3 separate regions of the Homo sapiens genome follow, and regions 1 and 3 are each linked to region 2. A link is a contact called in ENCODE Hi-C or POLR2A ChIA-PET data. All regions are on one chromosome and are shown on one strand. The core of a region is the stretch at or near the end of the contact, and the rest is flanking DNA. Distances in the headings are between cores, read along the strand shown.

Region 1 (2,700 bases), core at 32-2,531, 180 kb after region 2:
AGACAGCCCGGCTGGGGTGGCGTTCACCGCCGCACCCGCGAGCGGCCGTCAGAAATCTACCGGGGCAGCCCGGAGTGGAGGCAGAAGCCCCGCCCCAGCCCGCCCCACAGCCTCAGGAGGCAGCACAGGCACTCCGGACGGGGTGGGCCGGGGAGCTCGCCGGGACCGTCCAGAGTTAGGGCTCCTTCCGCCCCTGGCTCCAGCAGCTCCAGCAAGCTGAGCTGAGGCGGCGCGCAGCCGTCCAACCCGAGCGCACCGGGTCCGGTCCGAGCGCTTACCTCTGCGCCGCGGTGCTGGCGTCCAGGATGCCCGCGCCCTGCATCCAGGAGCGCACTGAGCCCAGGCCGGCGGGCAGCAGCGGCTCCTCCTTCAGGTTCAGCCCGCTGCGGGGCAGAGCGTCCTGCGCAGGGAACATGAGGGCGCGCGGTGAGTGAGCGCCCCCGCCGCCCCGGATCCGGTCCCGCTGAGGCTGCGGGCGTCTAGCTCAGCCCGACCCGACGGCACCAGGCGCCTCCAGCAGCGCAGCGCCGAGTCCGGGTGGCTCAGTGCGCGCTCGCCTCTTGGGCGCTCCCTCGGAGAAAGCGGGTCCGCGGGCGCCGGCGCTGTCCCCTCCCCTCCTGGGGCGCTGGGCGGGGAGATGGAGGGATTCCCCCGCGGCCTGAGCGCTGGCGGGCGGACTGCGAGCGGGGCGGGGAGGGCGGGGAGCGGAGCCCGCACCCGGTCCGCGCGGAGGCGCCCCAGAGGCGCGCTCTGGCGGCTGCCCGGGGCCGCGGTCGTCGGAGGGGGGGCCCGAGCGCCCCGGGAGCTGCCTCGGGCAAGGCGGGGGCGCGGGGCCGCCCGCCCTTTCCCCCTCGCCGCCCCCACCTCCCGCCCGCCCGCCCGCCCGCGGCGCCAGCGCGGGGCGCTGATTACCATCCGGGAGGCGGAGGCTGCGGGCGCGGAGCTCGGCGGCGGCGGCGACAGTGGCGGCAGCGGCGGCAGGAGCAGCAGCAGCCGCGCGTCCCGGGGAAAGGCTGGGGCCGCGCCGGGCCAGCAGACGCCGCCGCCGCCAGCGCCAGCGCCCCGCGTGCCCCGGCGTCCCGGCCCTGCCGTAGCCCCGGGCGGCAGCACCTGGAGCAGCAGCAGCAGCAGCCCGGCCGACTCCCCCCGGGGCCCGGTTCCCGCGCCGCCCCGCCGCGGCCGCCGCCGCCCGCCGCTCCCCGGGGCCTGGCCTCGGGCCCGGGCCATCCCGCCGCCGCCGCCGCCGCCGCCGCCGCTCCCGGGGGAGCGGTAGCCGAAGGGAGGGAGCGCAGGCGGGAGGAGGGATGTCGGGAGCGGGCGGGCCCAGGGGACGGGGGCCCGGGGGAGGCGGGGGCGGGGCGGCGCGGCCGGCCGAGGGGCGGCCGGGGACGTGACATCATCGGGGGAGGAGCGGCCGGGCCCGGGCCGCGGCGGCGGGGCGGACCCTGGCGAGTCGGTCGCCTGGGCTGGGGGCTGCGGCCTGGTCGAGGCCGCGGGAGGGAACGGAAGAGCCCGGCGGGGGCCACGGAAACCCGCGCAGGGAGGATCCGGGGCCGCGCGGCGAGGGAGCCCGGCCCGAGCGGGAGGTGCGCGCCCCGCTGCGCTCGGGAACCTCCGCGGCCTCCCCGTCGCCGCCGGACGAAGCCCCGGCGTCTTCGCGGCCTCATCTCCCTCCCCCGGCACCCGCCGTACTCTCCGCGCCCGACGCCTTGTGCCTGGACTTGCTGCTCATTTTGACGCCTCCGAGCTTTCGCTCTTGACGTCTTTCTCCCGCGTGACTGTACTCCCGCATTTCCCCGGCGACCCTGACCTCACTTTCACCCCAGCTAAGGACTGAAACGTCCCTGCCGTAGGCTGCGGCCCCAGACAAGCTGGGCGAGGTCCCTGCATCCAACCATCCCGATTCCTGATGCTGGGTTACCTAAGCCTAAAGCATTTTCAGTTTCCATCTGTGCCTTTCAGGAACCTCCTGATTTCTGATTGCGAGTTGGACAGGTAGGCTCAGAGCCCAGCTCACCTCCTGTTTCTCCCCAGCCGCGTCCCGTCTCAGATCCCATTCCTTTTTTTTTATTAGTTCCTGGCACAGAAGTCGTCTGGCCCTTGACCGTGGGGCAGAGACATTTCTGCCCCTCTCCCCACGTTGTCCTGGCCAGGCTTCGAGCAAGCCCAGACTGAGTCCAGCACTTTCCTGCAGAACAGCATGGGGGCCACCTGCCCTGCCTGCCATGTTCACGCTCAGACACCCCTGCAATAACACCTTCCTGCTCCAACTCACTCCCATCCTCTTCTGGGGGGCCTCCAAGTGTGAGTTAGCGTTCTGTCACACATTGGCCCAGATGAGGCGTCCTGGGGGCACTGCTGGTTCTCCTGCCATCACAGAGGCCCTCTCACCTCCTTTCCTGGTCTCTTTACCACCCCTTCTCTCTATGCCTCTCCCCATCACCCACAGGGGGCTGCCATTCCCACCAGGACTCCTTCAGGTCTCAGCTTTTACCCTAGGTGGGATTATCAAACATGGGTTTCTCCTTAAGACAATTCTTAAGCCAGTCTCTTTCTCCATCTCCTGATCTGCCTCTCTAAATCTTGCTTCTCACAGTGTGGTCCCCGGACCAGCAGCATTGACATCACCTGGGAGCTGGTGAGGAATCCAGACTCTTAGGCCCTGCCGGGACCTGCTGAATCGGAACCTGCAATTTACCA
Region 2 (2,910 bases), core at 73-2,572:
GGGCTTTGTATGACCTGATAAGGCATTTTAGGCTTCATTCATCCCATGGGAAAAAGAAAAGCGAGGGAGTTTTTAAGTAAACAAGTGACAGCATCAGATCTGTTTCTGAAAGGAGTGGCCAGGCAGGAAGATGTTCGCCCTTTCCTAGTCAGTCCTCCTCTCGCCCACCATCTTCTGTTTCTCAGGCTGCCTGCACAGCTAGCAGGTGGCAAACGAAGCCATCTCCAGGGTGATGTGGACTGGTTCTAGAGCCGGAATCCCTCTCCTGAGCAAAGGCTTCTGATGGCGTTCACCCTGCAGAGGGTGGATTTGCACATTCTTCTTTTCCTGTCTTACAAATATCATCAGTGATCTCAAAAATAAAAACGAAACCCTCAAGACAGGACTCTGCTCTGCTATTTTTTTTTTTTAATCTTCAGGAGATATAATTAGTAACTAATTTTTTCAAAAAAAATTTTTTATTTACCGAAAGTAAAAAGGGAGGGGACCTGCGTTCTCAATTGGCCTATTCTGAATTCTGGGCAGCTCTCAGCCCTTATTTCCCTTCTTAAACAGCCTCAACAGTTGGGAGAGGGCGGCAAGGAGAGGGGCCTGGGAGACGGGCCGGGGGACCGAGGGAGGTGGACTTGAAGGGAAAGAAAAGTTGGTCACTGCAAAAGCAAATTTTCTCATGCCAAGAGTTTTCCTCTTTCCTCCCATTAAATGGACCTGAGCAAATTCTGTTCTCGCCGTTCTAAGTTTCTTCTCTGAGAATCAACTCTGGCAGTGCCCTGGCCTGGTCCCAGAAGGACGCATGCAAAGTTCCTGGGCAGTCGCGAGGGGTCGGCACTCGGGCCGGCACGTTTCCGGGGACCCCCTCCCCGCGACGGACCCGCAAGGATGCACAATCAACCTGCAGGCGCCCGCAGGCTTCTACCCGGAAAAGATGGCTTAGGGCTTCGGGCTCCGGGCTCTGGGCTGTGGCCCGGGACCCCTCCCACCGCCCCCGGGAGCCGCTCCCCCTTCCGGAGCCCACCCGGGCGCAGCGGCCGCGAACACTCACAGAGTCGGGCGTTGGGCGGGACCGCTGGGGACGAGGACAGCGGCTCCGCCTCGGCTCCGCGGCGGCGTTTCGGGCCGCCACTAGCCCTCAGGGCCGCCGCCCGGCCCGCGGCTCCGAGCCCCGCGGCGGCGGCGGCGGCCTCGCCTCCATGGCGAGGGGAAGCGGCTGAGGGGCGACTGGGCGGGCGACAGTGATGGCGGCAGCGGCCGGGGTCCGAGCGCGATCGCGCGCGCGCGCGTCTCTGTCAGCGCCGCACTCGCCGCAGCCTCGCTCCCGACCCGGCCTTGGCTGTAAGACGCGTGTTCATTGGCTGTTCAGAGACAGGCGCTGGTTGGCCGACAGCGAACGGGCGTCTCCGGCCCGCGCGGGCCCCGCCCTTGCGCTCCGCTGGGCGCTCACTTGCCGGCTGGGGCGCCGAACCCGGTCGCACGTTCTCCTGGTAGCTCCAGAGGGGTTCGCCCCGGGGCTGCCCAGTCCTTCGGGAAGCTGGACCCCGGAAGGACCGGCTGCGAGTGCACCAGTGCCTTCAGCCATTCTACAGTCACAGGCCTCATGACTTGGGCCTTCTTCCCAGTTTACAGATCAGGAAACCGAGGCCAGGCACAAACTACACCAATGTCTAGCCACCAGGGCGGCCTGCAACTCGAGAGCCATCTTCCTAACCCTCTCCAAACGTGATACTGTGGGTCTTTTTTTTCCCTCCCCTAATTGCTGCAAAGAACGACGGATCTCACTGGGGAGGGAGAGGAACCTGCCAAGTCCCTAGAACGGATCTGGCTCCGTGGGTGTCGTCTTATATCAAGTCAGCCCACGCCGTCCCCACCCGAGCTCCAGGGTAATCTCCCCCGCTTTCCAGATGCGCATGCTGGGGCCCCGCTCGCCACCGAGCTGAGTAGAAGCACAACACATGGTGCTCTGCGATGGAGGTGCCTTTTGCGATACGCCTGGCGGGGGAGGGGAGGCTCAAAACGCAGAGAGGAGCCAGAGTGCGCCCTCCCCCGGCCGGGGTTGGGGCGCGTACCCCCTTCCCGGCGCTCCCGGCACGGCGTCTGGTGCGTGACACCCGCGAAGCAATCGCTCAGTCCATCCAGCGGCAGCAGGTTCCTACACGGATCCCCGCGGGTGCTGCAGGACCTGAGCGTCTGCGGCTGAAAGCCGATTACGCAGTCGAGATAGGTGGTGGCAAATGCGACATTTCGCCGGGTTGTGATCCCCAGTAGGGACCCCTGGACATTCCGAGACCCGCGCAGGGCGAGCGGCTGGGCGTCTGCAGGCAAAAGACAGATTGCACAGTAGCGCACAAACCGAGCTTGCGGGTAGGGGACGCTTTATCCCAGACCCAGAGTCTGCGGTTCCCGGGGTAGGTGGCGGCGAGTCTCTCCTCCAGACCGGGCAACCCCTGAGTCCCCCTCACGCACCCCAGGCCGGAAGGAGTCCCACATTCGGGGCGCCCCCGGGGAAGGGTTGTGACCGGCGGCAACTCTTCATGGCAGGAAACACTGCGGCGCAAAAGGGGCTCCCAGCAGCCCCCACCATCTCCAGTCCTACCATCTCCGGTCCCCACCACCGCCTTCTGTTGGGGCGCCAGTTAGGGACTCTGTGCCCCACTCCTCCGTATTGTGGGCTCACATCAGCAGCCCCTACCATCTCCAGTCCTACCATCTCCGGTCCCCACCACCGCCTTCTGTTGGGGCGCCAGTTAGGGACTCTGTGCCCCACTCCTCCGTATTGTGGAATAAGTTAGTCCATGCTAACCAGAGCCAGGGCCTGGGAATATGGGTGGGGCGGGCCTCAGGCCGTCCCCTCCCCAGCAGGGAAGTCTCTCCTTGAGTGGGAGTTGTGACTCTCTCTCCCTCTCAGCAGGGCCA
Region 3 (2,895 bases), core at 341-2,840, 130 kb after region 2:
TCTTCGTCTTCTTTGAATCAGCTTTGTCATCCCATTGGTTCCCTCATCAATAAGTTATAGAAAACTTTGATACATGCTCAGTAGCAATTTGTATGAGAATCACGCTTTTGACATTTTGAAGACTGTGCTTTGGCAAAGGTGACCCGCCCCTAAAGGCTCCTGCCTTCCAAGGCTGGACCTGGAATTAGAGGACTTCCGTTGGGGTCTAGAACCAGGAGCAGTGCCCGGGCTCTCCCCTGGACCTAGAGAGACTGCCGACCCTCCGGGTGCCGCTGCCTGGTCCTCTCCTTGCCCACCAGGGGGAGACAGACACACCGCAGAGGCTGGAAGGGCGAACGTGAGAACAACCCAGGAGAATTCTCCCTTGGCTGACGCCCAGGGGGTGACACTTTATTCCACCTGAGCAGTCAGGGAAGGATGAGAATGGAGTCAGGGAAGAAGAAGGAGGGGCAGCAGGTCCTCCAAGCCATGTCTGCACAGAGGCCAGATGTGGGGGCTGGGGACTGGGGGAGAGTGAGAGACCTGGTGGGCAGGGGAGTTGGAGGGAGACACACACATGGAACACATGTGGACATGGGAACTGCGGGCAGGTGTTCCCCTTGAAAGAAGAGAGCCTGGGAAGGGGCTGGGTAAGTGAGGACAAGGTTCTGGGCCTGGGACACCCTGTAGGGACTTGAGGCAGGAAGGGATGTGCACTTTGTTGAGGGGCTTGAAGCCCTGCTTGTCAGCATGGAACCACCCCCCACCTCTAAAGCTTGGATGAGCCTGGGGGTGTTCTCTGAGCACCCCTCCCCACTCCTGGCCCTATGGGGCTGAAAAGGAGTCTAGGAAAGCCCGTTTTTCCTGACCAGGATGGGGGCAGGGGGCAGGGAGTGGGGAGGAGTAAAGTGAGCCCAAGTCCACAGCCCTCTCTGACCTGAGGATCCCCATGGAGGGTGACCACTGCAGGACCAGTGCCCAGTGCCATCCCACTGTGGCCATGAGGCTCTTGGAGGGCATGGCTTCCTAATCCAGACCCCACAGAAAAGGGAGTAAGGGAAAGGCCAAGTCGCAGAAGCTTCCATTAGGATTACTGGAAGAAAACACCATAAATACAAGCATGACTTACAAATGAAATGCATTAGGGAGGTAACTATGCAAAAACAAAACAAACAAACAAACAACAAAAAAAGAAAAACAGGGAACCAGGTCTAACCCATCAGGCACTCAGCACCTTAGCAACTGCCCAGAACGCTGCTGAGTTTGTCACTTTGGCATTATCTTGCTCAATCCCCCAGGTCGTGTCGGTCTGCAACCATTCCCACTTTACGGATGAGAAAACCAAGGCTAAGCTATTGACTGTGACTTGACAAAGTCACAGTCAATGCTAAAGTAAGGATATGAAAACGGGTCTTTATGAACCACTGATGCCGACAAGAGTCCTAGAAGTCCTTCTAAGTGGGGCTCTCAGAGTCCGACCCAGGCTGGTACTGCAGCGGCAAGCCTGCCTTCAAAAGCAGCTCTGAGAGGCAGGCTGTGTGGGGACCAGGATAGTATGTTGTGGGGATTTCCTCGAGGTTACAAATTCAACAGGGTTGCAGAGGTCAAACTCAGGTCCTCTTGCTCCTAGTTTTGGGCTTTTGGCTGTTGTGACTGCTGCTATCAGTCGAGAAGATCTTCAGTATTAAAAAACAATGGAACCAATAGTTAAAAATTGTTCTAGCTCATTGGGGCTATATGGGCTTCATTATTCCATTCTGCCTGTATTCCACATTCTCAATAAAAACTTTAATGAAAGACCAGAAGAAGAGCTGTGAACAGTGGTCATCCAACTAATGAAGTATCTAAAGGATGGTAGTTATGCATCATGACTCTGATGCCTGTGACTTAAAGGAAAGCTCAGAGTAGTTCACCCACACACCCACCTTACCACATCCTGAACTTGGTTTAGCCTTCGTAATCATGTCTATAAACGCTTTTTATTCCTCCCCATAAAAACAGCTCAAGATGAAATGAAAAGAAACGTCTTGTCCATGGAGTATTTCCTACCAAAGAAGCAAACTCTGGGTTGAGTATGGCTAAAGTGCAAACATTTAACTTATACACTACTTCTCAGGGGTGACACCATTGCATTAACTCCCCAAGCACAGTGCTTTACTCAAAAGAGACACTCAGTAGAGAAGGCAAGTGTGAAGGCAATTGATGTGAGTCCACTGTTAAATTCTAGGTTTTCAGGGGGTAGAAGGCAGAGTGGGATGGAGCTGCTTTTTTTTTTCAGTCAGGGTCTCGCTCTGTCACCCAGACTGGAGTGCAGTGGTGTGATCTTGGCTCACTGCAGCCTTGACCTCCCAGGCTTAAGTGATCCTCTCACCTCAGCCTCCTGAGCAGGTGGGACTACAGGTCACACTACCATGCTCAGCTAATTTTGTTTATTTTTTGTAGAGACGGAGGTCTCAGTACGTTGCCCAGGCTGGTCTCAAACTCCTGGGCTCAGGCGATCCTTCTGATTCAGCCTCCCAAAATGCTGAGATTACAGGCATGAGCCACCATGCCTGGCCTGGAGCTTCTTTTGGAAGACAACGTCCAGGAACTTTACAGTGAGTTGATGCCTGCCTGATTCCCTCATGCCCCAGCTGCAGTGTAGACTGTCAAATGGCTCGCAGCTGCCCCAAGGTAATCTGAGAATTACCCTCAGCCAAGAGCATATACTCCCCACCAGTAGCCCACAGCCAATGACAGATTGACATTACAAGGAGGACCAACTCTCTGGCCATTCACACTCCAGACCTCTGCATGGGATAGGCTGACGCTAGACTCCGACCGAGACCACCTCCTTGTTAAACTCCCTCTATACTCATTCCTTTTCTCCTGAGAGCTCTCCTTTGATAAACCTCTTTCACAAGAATCCCCATCTCA

What was found. Hi-C counts contacts between places; a loop is a spot of excess contacts on that map. ChIA-PET counts read pairs that join two places held with the same protein, here RNA polymerase II (POLR2A). Pooled maps may share reads with other maps.
Region 1: a map of ascending aorta shows a loop between it and region 2 (2.8-fold over the local background). The contact joins the promoter of EBF4 here to the promoter of PTPRA in region 2. A Hi-C loop is called at or near these places in 6 of 168 maps with a recorded cell type or tissue (CD4-positive, alpha-beta T cell, ascending aorta, cardiac septum and 2 more), 1 of 37 single-sample maps with no recorded cell type and 17 of 50 pooled maps. POLR2A ChIA-PET finds 5 or more read pairs at or near these places in 2 of 52 experiments (CD4-positive, alpha-beta T cell and OCI-LY7).
Region 3: a pooled map shows a loop between it and region 2 (4-fold over the local background). The contact joins the enhancer-like site here to the promoter of PTPRA in region 2. A Hi-C loop is called at or near these places in 5 of 168 maps with a recorded cell type or tissue (CD4-positive, alpha-beta T cell, CD4-positive, alpha-beta memory T cell, CD8-positive, alpha-beta T cell and 2 more), 1 of 37 single-sample maps with no recorded cell type and 10 of 50 pooled maps. POLR2A ChIA-PET finds 5 or more read pairs at or near these places in 3 of 52 experiments (AG04450, CD4-positive, alpha-beta T cell and activated CD4-positive, alpha-beta memory T cell).

Annotation. Positions count from the first base shown.
Region 1 is chr20:2,691,361-2,694,060 of GRCh38, reverse strand. It overlaps EBF4 (EBF family member 4), which reads right to left and starts at 1,281. Exons shown (of 17, transcript NM_001395167.1): 1 at 279-1,281. The coding sequence starts at 415. LOC105372507 (a long non-coding RNA gene) reads left to right here and starts at 1,441. Exons shown (of 3, transcript XR_937210.3): 1 at 1,441-1,995; 2 at 2,597-2,700. RefSeq lists an enhancer at 1-110.
Region 2 is chr20:2,871,893-2,874,802 of GRCh38, reverse strand. It overlaps PTPRA (protein tyrosine phosphatase receptor type A), which reads right to left and starts at 1,322. Exons shown (of 24, transcript NM_001385305.1): 1 at 1,043-1,322. RefSeq lists silencers at 849-1,128, 1,139-1,188, 1,369-1,438, 2,059-2,198 and enhancers at 683-1,312, 1,313-1,944, 1,945-2,574, 2,575-2,910.
Region 3 is chr20:2,740,671-2,743,565 of GRCh38, reverse strand. The region is part of intron 6 of EBF4 (EBF family member 4); the gene reads right to left. Among named protein-coding and RNA genes, the nearest start is that of EBF4, 49 kb to the right of the region's middle. RefSeq lists a silencer at 221-270. Within about 2 kb of position 1,590, at least 3 of the 41 ENCODE cell types and tissues checked have a DNase peak (open chromatin) inside an H3K27ac peak, as active enhancers do; they include CD4-positive, alpha-beta T cell and CD8-positive, alpha-beta T cell, where a contact is called at or near this core.